2 separate regions of the Homo sapiens genome follow, and region 1 is linked to region 2. Evidence: read pairs that join two places in POLR2A ChIA-PET (ENCODE). Cell type or tissue: Panc1. All regions are shown on one strand. Each heading gives the region's core, and the rest is flanking DNA. Links, peaks and the distances in the headings are about the cores only.

Region 1 (6,072 bases), core at 461-5,460, 260 kb before region 2:
ATGGCAGCCATCCTAAGCACAAGGGTAAAGAAGCTTGATATCTGCCTCAAATCCCTCCACCCTGTCATGGGTACCAACCAGGTGTTATCGAAAAGGGGTCCCAATCCAGACACCAAGAGAGGGTTCTTGGATCTTGCACAAGAAAGAATTCAGGGTGAGTCCACAGAGTAAAGTGAAAGCAAGTTTATTATGAAAGTAAAAGAATAAAAGAATAGCTATTCCATAGACAGAGCAGCCCTGAAGGCCGATGGTTGGCTTTTTTTTTTTTTTTTTTTTTTTTTTTTTTTTTTTTTTTTGAGATGAAGTCTAGCTCTATCGCCCAGGCTGGAGTGCAGTGGTGCGATCTCGGCTCACTGCAACCTCCACCTCCCGGGTTCAAGCGATTCTCCTCCCTCAGCCTCCTGAGTAGCTGGGATTACAGGTGTGCACCACCATGCCCAGTTGATTTTTGTATTTTTAGTAGAGACGGGGTTTCACCATGTTGGCCAGGCTGGTCTCAAACTCCTGACCTCGTGATCTACCCGCCTCAGCCTCCCAAAGTGCTGGGATTACAAGCGTGAGCCACTGCACCCAGCTGCCCATTTTTATGGTTATTTCTTGATGATATGCTAAATGAGAGGTGGATTATCCATGCCTCTCCTTTTTAGACCATACAGGGTAACTTCCTGACGTTGCCATGGCATTTGTAAACTGTCATGGTGGTGGCGGGCGTGTAGCAGTGAGGATGACCAGAGGTCACTCTCCTCACCGTCTTGATTTTGGTGGGTTTTGCCAGCTTCTTTACTGCAACCTGTTTTAACAGCAAGATCTTTATGACCTGTGTCTTGTGCTGACCTCCTATCTCATCGTGTGACTTAGAATGGCTAACTGCCTCAGAAGCAGCCCAGTAGATTTCAGCCTTATTTTACCCAGCTCCCATTCAAGATGGAGTTGCTCTGATTCAAACGCCTCTGACACAGGTATCACGCTAGAGCTTTATGAGTTAATACCAGACTGTTGATTGGTCCTCATCACACCCTCAAATCAAGGCCTTATAAAAAGAAAATTTAGAATTATCACCTGTTTTAATTACATTTAGTGAAAATATCTATTTTGAGATATTAAATGATAATATAGAAATATTTATATTTCTCAAACATGAGCTTTAAAAAAAAAGTGTGAGAACTGCTGCTGAAGTGCCCAAGTCTCACCCTTCAAGCCTCTGGGTAGGTCAGCAGCCCCATTAATGAGATGTCTTTATCTCTCCTCCTCAGTGACACCGTGAGGCAAAGCTAAGCAAGTCAAAATCACTTAAGAGGCAGTTATTTCATCTCTGACAATCAAATCTTGTTCTGGACAAAAGAGAACACTTTATACCATGAGGCATTTTATAGATAAGCTGCTGAGAACTCCCAGCACCCACAGTACAATCAGGTTCATCAGCTGACCTTTTATCTTCCCGTGTGACAAAGCAGGGACAGACCCTTCCCAAGGACACAATGTGATCATGAGCGGTCCAGTCCCACGAAGCCTGGTCTTCACTTCTTTTGCCACCAGCAGGGTGGTTGTATGGGGGGGTGGGGGGTGGGGGCAGGGGGAACAGGGATAGAGGCATGTAGGGCTTTGGGGGATTAGTCAGAGCCATCAGTCACCTAACACTTGAAGAGATCTTCTAAAGGAACAAGAGACAACGGAGTGGAAGGAGAACTATCTAGAGAAGAAAGGAAGATGGTAATAGCTAACATTCCTTGAGTATCTACAACATGCCAGGTATGTTCTAGGCACTTCGCATGCCTTGTCTCAACCAAACAACAGCCTGATGGGGAAAAGGCACTAATATCTCAATTTTACCTGTGGAGAAACTAGGGCAACAAAAAGTTAAGTCAAAAAGTCAGTATCAGATAGTTGGTAAACAGCAGAGATGGGATTTGAACCCAGATAATCTGGATCCAGACTCTGCCCTTGAATTCTCCGGCCTCCCCAAGTGTGGTGGTGTTGGAAGTGAGATAGAGCAGCCCCACTGTGCCAAGTTTTAAGTCTTTCTTCAAGGGCGTGCAATGGAAACACTACAAGAGAACGGCTTGCACCGAACACATTTTCAAAGTCCTTGAATAAAGGCTGTCTCTGCCCTTTTTCCTGGGCCCTACTCTCACCCTAAACCTCGGTATCTTCTGCCCCACCTGCTCCCACACGGTGGCTTCTCCCCCAACATCTCCAATGACAACTAGGTTGGCAATATTTGGGATCCATTTGTTTTCGATTATACTACACGCACTCACACCTCCTCCTTGGTCATTTCGTAAGAGGTCTGGAGAGGTTTTGGAAAGCATTCATTCCTTCCACCTCATAGAACCTTCTCCTTCCCATTAAGAGTGGCCACCCCAAGGGTATATTCCACTAGGAGAGGGGCTGGGGCTTCCACTGTGAGAAGGAGGAGGGGGAGAAGAGGGAAAAGAGGGAAGAAAAATGGAAAAGGAGGAGGGGAGGAGGGGAGAACAGAGAGGAGGGGAGGAGGAGAGGTCGGGAGAGGAGGAAGGGGGAGGGGAGGTGGGGAAGGGGAGGAGGAAGAGGTTGTCTCCTCAAAGGAAGAGGCTTTTCCCATGGAAATGCACTGTGGCTGGTGCCCATTAGCATCCCTATGCATAATAAGGGTTCAGCCTATTGTCATGCAAATTAATTCAGATGACAACACTCTCTCCTCGACAACACTGCCCCAGCACAAGGAAGTTTCTCACACTGTCTCAGCCAATACTAACCGGCCTCTACGCCATCTTTCATAATTATTTTTCTCCCCTTCACTCCTGCAAGGTTTGTTCTCAGCTACATCCCCCTTCACTTCCCAGCTGCTGTTGGCTCCTTTTCATCCCGGAACAGTCAACATCATCGCCATAAACAAAATACAATGTTTTTTAAAAATGAATCAAAACCAGGGGAAAAGTTACATTTCAGATCAATGCTGAAAACGAAGAGTTTGACTAAACAGAGAAACCAAGTAATTTCCAGGCTTCCACGGAGCAGCGACTCCTCTGTTCCCTTTTCCCATTGTGGAAAGATTCCAAGCAGCATCTCTTCTCTCCGGCAAGCAGCATTCTCCTGTGGGTCACTCGGGCCCTGATAAGACAGATCCTCTGTGTTTGACTATAAAGCAGTGACTCATCCTTGCCATTGTTTGTCCTGCCGACCTCTTAGTCCTGGCCACTGACCAAGTATTCCTGCTTATCCACATCAGCAGGCTTAAGTTCAGCCACCAGGCCACTGCCACCGGCTGAGGCCAGTTTTTACCCTGAAGCGAGTCCTCTGTCAACTCTAACCCAAGAGCCAAGAGAAAGAGCAAACAAGGGTGGCTTCAGACCAAGCCAGAAGGAGGTGACGGCAGAGCTACAGCTCATTCGTGCTGTAGGCGCAGCCTCTAAACCCTCTTTTCACCTCTCCACCCCATGGATATCCAGATACTTTGTCCCTAACCCTTTACTGGCCTGAGCATCTGATCCCTGCAGCCTAAAGTTAAGAGCTGGCACTCGCTCTCACTTCTGTAACTATGCCTTCTTGTTCTGTACACAGCACACTAGACTAGTTTAAAGCACAGTTCCAGGTTCTGAAGATCGAGTTCAAATCCTGATTGTCTATTTTCTAGCTGCACAATCTTAGACAAGTTACTTACACTGTGTGCTTCAGTTTACTCATCTATAAAAAGGAGGTAACAATTGTTACACACCTCCCAAGGCTGTTATGATGATTAAACACATAATACATTGAAAGTGCTGAAAACGATGTCTGGTATGCTGTAAGCATTTTAAATAAAATGTTAGCAAGGGTTATTAATTAATTTTCCCAGACTTCACCTTTTTTTTTGGTTTATCTGACTTACTCCCCTTTCTAATTGAGCCAAGTTCACTCCTCTACTTATTGCTTCCAACCCTACTCCAGGCAGCCCCGTTCTGGTTTCTTTTGCTGTCCAAAATGTTTTGCAACAATAAAATGCATAATATCATGCAGCATTGCTAACACAGAAAGAATGTGACCCAGAGCCTACCCTTGTCCCAAACACCAAACTGGTCCCTGACAGTCCTGACATTTCTACCACACATTTGAGTAGATGAGGTAAGGAAAGACAGGGGCAGAGAAGGACACAGTAGAAATAAACTGCAGCTTACACATTATCTGAACAACAGAAAGGCTTTGTAGCCAGACAAATTATATGCAAATTATATGCAAATCTGAATGTAAATACTTTAGGCCCAGGGAGAAAATCCTTGAGGAGACATTCCCATTCCCTTCACCCTCACTTCCCAAGCTGCATTTTCTTTTCTGATTGGTTAGTCGGGAACTCATTATGAAGATTCCAAGGTGCATATAATTCTCTAAAGAAGTTCATTCTACCTGCTTGTCAGGGGTCAGAGGCTGAAGAGACCTCAGGAAGGCAACATTACTGCAGCTTACACCTCCAACCGAAGGGAGGGCTACGTCCATTCAACTCCAAGCCAAGACAAAGAGGAAACGGCCTGGATGGCTGTGGACTAGCTAAGAGCTAAAGAAAGGACAGACCCCCTCAGGGACCTTGGGCTGGGCTGGACAGGGTTACTTGCCTGGGGAGCTAGGTGGCACGTTTCTTTTCTTTTTTTTTTTTTTTATTATTATTATACTTTAAGTTTTAGGGTACATGTGCACAATGTGCAGGTTTGTTACATATGTATACATGTGCCATGTTGGTGGCACGTTTCTTAATTTTGGTTAGAGGACATGCACTTGCTGAAGCTCACTCTACCAGGATTTGCTCACATTGTTTTAGGTATTTGACCAAATTTGAAAGGACGCATACACTAATTTGCTTGGAGGTGGGAGCAGAAAGTGGAAAAGGGGGGAGAAAAACACAGCTACTTCATTCATTCATTCAACAGAAACTTCCTGGGGCTCTACTGAATGTTGGGCAGCACCCCCAGCCATTACGTAGGAGCTTTCATCTAAGCTTCTCAGAAGCTAAGCATTCCACACTGAGAAAACTCAGTCTCAGAGGGCACACCTTGCTGTAAGTTTAATGCCAGCATAGTTGCTGAAAGAAAATCAGATCTATAACTACATTGCTGTCATGAGTGAGTGGTTATGGTTTACCTCTGCTTTCCTTGACCCTCCCATTGGAAATGTCCCCTGTTCCTTCCCTTCCGGGTGATGATCATGCCTTATATTTCACAGAGAAGATGGAAGCCATCCCCACTAAACCTACAGATGCAGCCCCACTTTAGTCATCTTCTCCTCCTCCTTCCCTGATGCTTCAGGGGAAAACAAGTCCCTTCTGCTATCAAAGACCAATTGCTCCAAATCCTCCCCAGGGACCTGCGGGCTCAGTTAGTCCTCTCTCCGGGGCACCTTCAAACTCCCTTTCACTTCTTGAGCCTTCTTGTCTGCATTCAAACAACAGGTCAATCAATATATTAAGTGGATTACCTGCATCATGCACTTAGATTAATGCTTGTTACATAGCAGGTGTGCCTAAGAGTTTCCTATAATCATTCTATGAAAAGCTGATCAATCTTACTAGTATCGGGAACAGGCATGAAACACCAATGAGATTTCATTTTTTTGTGCAAGAGCAGCACTGTCTGGCAGAACTTTCTGTGATGGCAGAAATGCTCTGTATGATCATTGTTAATATGATCGCCTCTAGGGCAATGTGCAGTTATCAAACATTTGGAATTTGACTGGTATGGCTGGGGAGCTGAATTTTTTTATTTTATTTCATTCTAATCAACTTATATAGCCATACATGCATAGTGCTTACTGTATTAGTTAGGTAACACTGTTCCAAATATCTCGCAAAAACTTTAAAAAAATTGGCATTACCCAGCATGGCAGAGAGTGTGGAAAGACAGGTGCCCCCATACACTAACAGTGGGTGAGTCAATAACTATGGTCCTTTGTAGGGCAACATGGCAATATTTGTCATTTCAAATATGCATTCTTCAAGTTCTCAGAATCTAGACTAAAATAAACTCATATAAGGGCACAAAAACTCATATAAGAGTAAGAAATTTGCAATTTGCACGTGTTTGTTTCCAATTTTTCCCTATTGCAAATTATTCAATAATGTATGCCTTT
Region 2 (6,072 bases), core at 612-5,611:
GGCACCTCAAATCCAGAGGTCTCTTTATTCTCCAAAATAAGATTATTATTATTATTATTATTTGAGACAGGGTCTCTCGCTCTTTTGCCCAGGCTGGAGTGCAGTGGGGTAATCACAGTTCATTGCAGCCTCAACATCCCAGGCTCCAGCCATCCTCTTGCCTCAGCCTCCTGGGTAGCTGGGACTACAGGCACATGCCACCATGCCCTGCTAATTTTTTATTTTATTATTATTATTATTTTAGAGATGGGGTCTCTCTGTGTTGCCCAGGCTAGTCTTGAACTCCTGGGCTCAAGAGATCCTCCCACACTGGCCTCCCAAAGTGTTGGGATTATAGGCATGAGGCACCATGCTCAGCAAAGAATTCTTGATCAAATCCAGAGCTCCTGCCTCTCAAGAGGTGGTCCAGCCTGAGCCAGGTCCTTCCAAGGGGTCCAGGTGGCACGCGGGGGTTCTGCTAAACTTCCTGGTGGGAATGTGGATCAGTCCTTCCCATCCTGTAGACCAAAAAACAGCATGAGAATTAGATTCTAGCTTCTGCCCTTTCAGGGGCTAGCATCACATTACTGTCTTTGGTTTATAATGCTTTAGCTGTTGAACAGAACATATACTTCAAAAAGCAGTATTTTAGTTAAGTGTCGGGGGTGGGGGTGGGGGAAAGCCTATTTATACCTCTCAAGGAACTATCCATCCACTGAATCATCACCAGGAACCCTCCTACACAAATCCCACTACGAAATCCAGAGCTGATTTTTTAAAATGCCACTGAGTGCAGCCAGTCCAGAGGAAGTGGAAAATTCTGTTTTTCAGCAGGTCACTATTATTTCTGTGATTTATGGGGCAGGGAGCATGGGGGTGGTAGATCACCCACTTTATAGTGGAAAGCCGAGGCACAGAGGGTGCCGGTGTTCTTGCTACAGAACAGCAGGGCTCTGGTCCCTAATCCTAATGTTTAGGATTTACTAGGAACTTCTCTCTGCTTCTGAAACACCCTTAACAATAAATTAGGAACTTACTCAGAGTGGATAGCTCAGAGGAAATGGTAAGACACCATTAAATATATTTATTTTTCCCTAATTCTGATAGCAAATAAATTAAGATGGAGTTGGACTCACGATACTTTCCTTGATGTTCACCCCTCAACATTACCTTCCATTACTGAGTAACAAATATATTGAATAGCACCAAATGCCTTCAGGAGAGTGCCCTATTTTAAAACTGATGAGTCTTAGCAGTGCAAGTCAGGGGCCTTGTATTAGTCTGTTTTCACACCAATATAAAGAAATACCTGAGACTGGGTAATTTGCAAAGGAGAGAGGTTTAATTGACTCTCAGTTCCACATGGCTGGGGAGGCCTCAGGAAACTTACAATCGTGACGGAAGGCAAAGAGGAGGCAAGGACCTTTCTCACATGGCGGTAGGAGAGAGAAGAGCAAGCAGGGGAAATGCCAGACACTTGTAAAATCATCAGATCTTGTAAGAACTCACTCACTATCATGAGAACAGCATGGGGGAACCCGCCCCCATGATCCAATCACCTCCCACCAGATTCCTCCCTCCACGCCTGGGGATTATGGGGATTACAATTCAAGATGAGATTTGGGTGGGGATACAAAGCCAAACCATATCAGGCCTATTCACAGATACAGATAACATAGGCCTTATGAAAGAGGCTGCCCTCTGGGTCTCTGATTCTAGCAATCACTATCAATCCACAAGGAATACCTGGGCAACCACAAATCCATGCATTCACAAGTACCATATTGGATTAGATGCTGTGGATACAGGAATCAGCCAGACAGGCAAACCCCACCCTCACAGGCCATAATGGAGACATAACATGGATCAAAGGTTTCCTTAGGCAAGTATGGGGCCAGAGGACAGCAAGGCCTTGAGGGAAATGCACGATGGATTCTGGGGGCATTTGGAAACCAACAGGCCCCCTTCTGTCCCTCAAAAGACCTGGGGGCCCCACTCAACCTGGTGCAAAGGAATTCTCCTTCATGAGGGCTCTAGCTGAGGCCTTGGTGGGGATGTGTGCAGTGGCCAGGAAACCCAGAGAGAAGGGCACCAGTGGCCAGAGATGAGATAATGACACTGTGGTGTTATTTGATAAACACACACACACACACACACACACACACACACACACACACACACACAGGTTTTCGTCCTAAGTTCCTAGCTCATAACTCCCATAGCCCTTGTTACAGTCTTTTGCTATAATGTTGGGCCTCAGGAAACAGAATCCCTCTCCTGCCCTCCTTACACCTGCTCCAAGACAGGACTCTAATCTTCCCCACCTTTCTGACTCATGAGACCCTCCCCAGAGAGGAATCTGCCCTATACCTTGGGGAAGGAATGCTGACGTCATGAAGCTTCCATGAAACCCCAAGAAGTCAGGGTTCTTCAGGGAGCTTCCAGATAGCTGGGCACATGGAAGTTCCTGGAGGGTGGAGCATCCAGGGAGGACAGGGAAGCCCAGTGCCCCTTCCCCCACACCTCACCCTATGCATCTCTTCACCTGTATCCTTTGTAACAGCCTTTAGAATAAACCACTAAATGTGTTTCCCTGAGTTCTGTGAGCTGCTCCAGGAAATTAATTGAACCCAAAGAGGGGAGTCATGGGAACCCCAACTTAAAGCTGGTCGGTGAGAAGTTCCAGAGGCCTGGACTGGCCACTGGTGTCTGGGGAGGAGGGGGCAGTCTTGGGTACTGAGTCCTCAACCCATGGGATCTGATGCTATCTCCAGGTAGATGGTATCAGAGTTGAATTGGTGTCAGGGAGAAACCTGCACACATTCGGTCACCAATGTCTTCCGTGTTGACTGTTGTAGTGTGAGGGCAGAGGAAAAGCACGGTTGGAGAGAGTTTTCCCTACACAGTTACAATGAGAGCCCAGAGGGACTGACAAGAAGAAAAACGGTTCAAGACATTTCTCTGCAGATGAACTGGGACAGGAGAGTCTGCATTTTAGAGTCAACTAAAAAATAAAAGGATGAAAAATCAAAAAGGCAACCAATGTGCAGACACAGAAGTGCTTGTGTGCTCCAGGCAGCTCTCTGATTGGTGGCCAAGAAGGAAGCCAGGAGTCTTTGCCACAGGTGTTGCCAGGGCCCTCTGGACACACCCTTTCATTTGGACCTGAAAACACCCCACACAAACCCAAAGTTTTGCTGACCTTCCTCTGGTTTCGTTTCTCCACCTGGTTAGTGGCCCTCTGAGCTGTCTCGGAGAGAGCCCTTTTCCCCTGGGAGATGCATGCAGCTCGCAAATTAATTGGCAACAGCCGGGTGAATCACCCAGGGACTTCCTTCTTGTTGCCGGGCAACTGCATGCACTTGGCAGTGGGACATTAAACACAGAGGGGAATGCTGTGAGGCATTTGCAAAATAAAATAAAAAGCAAAACATACAACACCACAGACTCTCATCCCAGCAGGGCTGGCCCAGCCAAGGGATGTGTGGGGGGATGAGGGAATCCACACAAGGGAGGAAAATGAGGTTAGGCCATAAGCAGATCCTAACTCTCCCTCCTCCCCACAAATCAAACTCTTCTAGATATGGCATTTGTATTCCACTAAAGACACACCTCTATTAGCCTAGAGAAAGACCATAGGAGGAGCAGGAATTAGAAGGCATCTAGAGATCTGATCCCCTAGAATTACAGGGAAGCTTTGCAAAGCTCGCTACGGAACTACCATAGCTACTGATTATGCTTCTCCATCGTACATCACTCCACAGGTTAAGTCACCTGACTGAGGTGACACAGGCCCCTCTAGGGCAGGATCCTTCCATACCCTCCCCTCCACCCCCAGTCCCTTTCCACTTGAATATTTTCATGTCTGTTGCTATGGCCACTGGGAGTTGATTAGACAAACCCTCCCAACACATCGCCTTGCCCTGTAGACCATGTTTCTGGCCTTTTTAAAAAAACCCCAGACAGAAGTGAAATCTATGTACATTCTGTGTTTGGAAAAAAAAGATGGGGACAAGAAATGGAAGAACAGTAGCAAGAGGGCTCCTGTTGGGGGCTGAATAGTAGCCCCCAAAGATATCCACACCCTGATCCCTGCAAGCTGTGAATCCTACCTCATATGGCAAAAAGGCCTGTGCAGATGTGATTAAGGATCTTGAGAAGTTGGCCTGGACTATCCAGGTAGGCCCTAACTGTGATCACAAGTGTCTTTATAAGAGAGAGGCAGAGGGAGATCTGATCCCAGAGAGGTAGTAGGCAGTGTGATAATGGAAGCAAGAGGTTGGAAGGATTCAAGGAAGGGGTCAAAGAAAACAGATTCTCCCCCAGAACTTCCAGAAGGAAGCCACGCAGATGCCTGGACTTTTGCTCAGTGAAGCTGGTCTCCAGAACTGTGAAAGAATGAATTTGTGTTGTTTTAAGCCACTACCCTTCCCGAAGGCAGGACTAATCTTCCCCACCTTTCTGACTATAGGTCTTGAGACCCTCCCCAGAGCAGGACCCGCCCTATACCCTTGGGGAAGGAATGCTGATGTCATGAAGCTTCCATAAAACCCCAAGAGGACAGGGTTCTCTGGGGAGCTTCCAGATAGCTGAGCACATGGAGGTTCCTAGAGGGTGGAGCATCCAGGAAGGGCATAGAAGCTCCACAGCCCTTCCCCCACACCTCACCCTATGCATCTCTTCACCTGTAGCCTTCGTAACAGCCTTTAGAATAAACCACTAAACGTGTTTCTCTGAGTTCTTCAAGCTGGAGAACCATCTTCTTCCTTGTCAGTCCCTCTGAGCCCTCATCGTGACTGTGCAGGGAAAACTCTCTCCAACCATGCTCTTCCTCTGCTCTCACCCCACAACAATCAACACAGAAGATGTTGGTGACCAAATCTGTGGGGATTATCCCCCCGACACGGAGCTGCGGACACCTGCTGGGTGTTCTCCAATTCAATTCTGACCACTGAGTTTGTGGTCATTTATCACACCAGCAATAAGAAACTAATCTTGTCAATACAGTGTATTTTCCGAGAGCCTTTTGAAGAGAGTATCATAGGAGAGATATTGGTAACAGTGAAGGGGAGCTGGGCAAAAGGGGTGGGAGCTGGAATTTGGCTTGGAAAGCTCAAACCAACACCCTGCAGCCTCAGCAAGAAAAGAGCAGGTCTGTGAGAGCATCTAAGGCAAGAAGTGGCCCTGGCTTCGAAGTGGAATGTTAAATTAAACCATTTGCTGACTGATAACTTGGGCAGGTGGCTTCATCTCTGAAAGCCTCAGTTTCATCATTGCAAAATAGAGATATTATTATCCACCTTGCAAAGCTCTTAGGATTAAATGAGATAATACATGAAAAGCAGCTGGCACATGGTAGATGCCAAATACACCACAACCCTTAGGAAAGAGTAGGTGTGCACAGATGAGCATAATCTGTTAGTTGGCCACTCCCGTATCTATTCTACCTTTTCCTCTTAGTAACAGAACTCTAATTTGGAGTTCACACATTGCAGATCAGAGTAAAAAGACTACATTTCCCAGCCTTCCTGTAAGTGAGATATGACCATGTGACCAAGATCTGGCCAAGGAGATTAAAGCAGAAGTGTTGCAGGACTTCTGGGGAGGCTGCTTCAAAAGGTGCTGGAAGGAGCCCAGTTTTTACTTGCCTGCCTTTACTATCTTCTGCTTTCAATGAGGACATGATGGCTGGTGCTCCAGCAATCATCTTGGACTCAGGGACATGGAAAATGGAAGGCATGCAGTCAGATGGTCTAACAGGAAGATGGGAGCCTAGATGGCTGACAACTCCACAGCTATCACGTTAGCCTTAAATGGCCTCCCTCTGGATTTCTATGTGAGAGAGAAATGCTCTTCTGTCTTAGTTAAGTCATTGTTGTGTTGTCTTGGATTTTTTTATTTTTTTTAGACAGAGCCTCACCCAGGCTGGAGTGCAGTGGCACAATCTCAGCTCACTGCAACCTCTGGCTTCCAGGTTCAAGTGATTCTCCTGCCTCAGCCTCCCGAGTATCTGGAATTACAGGTGTGTAAAACATGCCCAGCTAATTTTTGTATTCTTAGTAGAGATGGGGTTTCACCATATTGGCCAGGCTG

The links. Peaks named below come from ENCODE experiments on the same cell type or tissue, not always from the same donor. Only the 100,000 strongest peaks of a DNase experiment are listed, where the experiment ranks them.
Region 1: POLR2A ChIA-PET joins it to region 2 with 10 read pairs; 2 of 35 experiments call an interaction of 5 or more read pairs at or near these places.

What each region holds. Positions count from the first base shown.
Region 1 is chr17:72,148,558-72,154,629 of GRCh38, forward strand. No RefSeq gene overlaps it. Among named protein-coding and RNA genes, the nearest start is that of SOX9, 31 kb to the left of the region's middle. In Panc1, for the core only: no CTCF peak of the experiment used is centred there; a DNase peak (open chromatin) is centred at 3,234; H3K4me3 peaks cover 1,045 bases; H3K27ac peaks cover 4,705 bases.
Region 2 is chr17:72,404,320-72,410,391 of GRCh38, forward strand. LINC00673 (long intergenic non-protein coding RNA 673) reads right to left here. Exons shown (of 4, transcript NR_152516.1): 4 at 1-497. Among named protein-coding and RNA genes, the nearest start is that of LINC02003, 65 kb to the left of the region's middle. In Panc1, for the core only: no CTCF peak of the experiment used is centred there; no DNase peak of the experiment used is centred there; H3K4me3 peaks cover 407 bases; H3K27ac peaks cover 3,775 bases.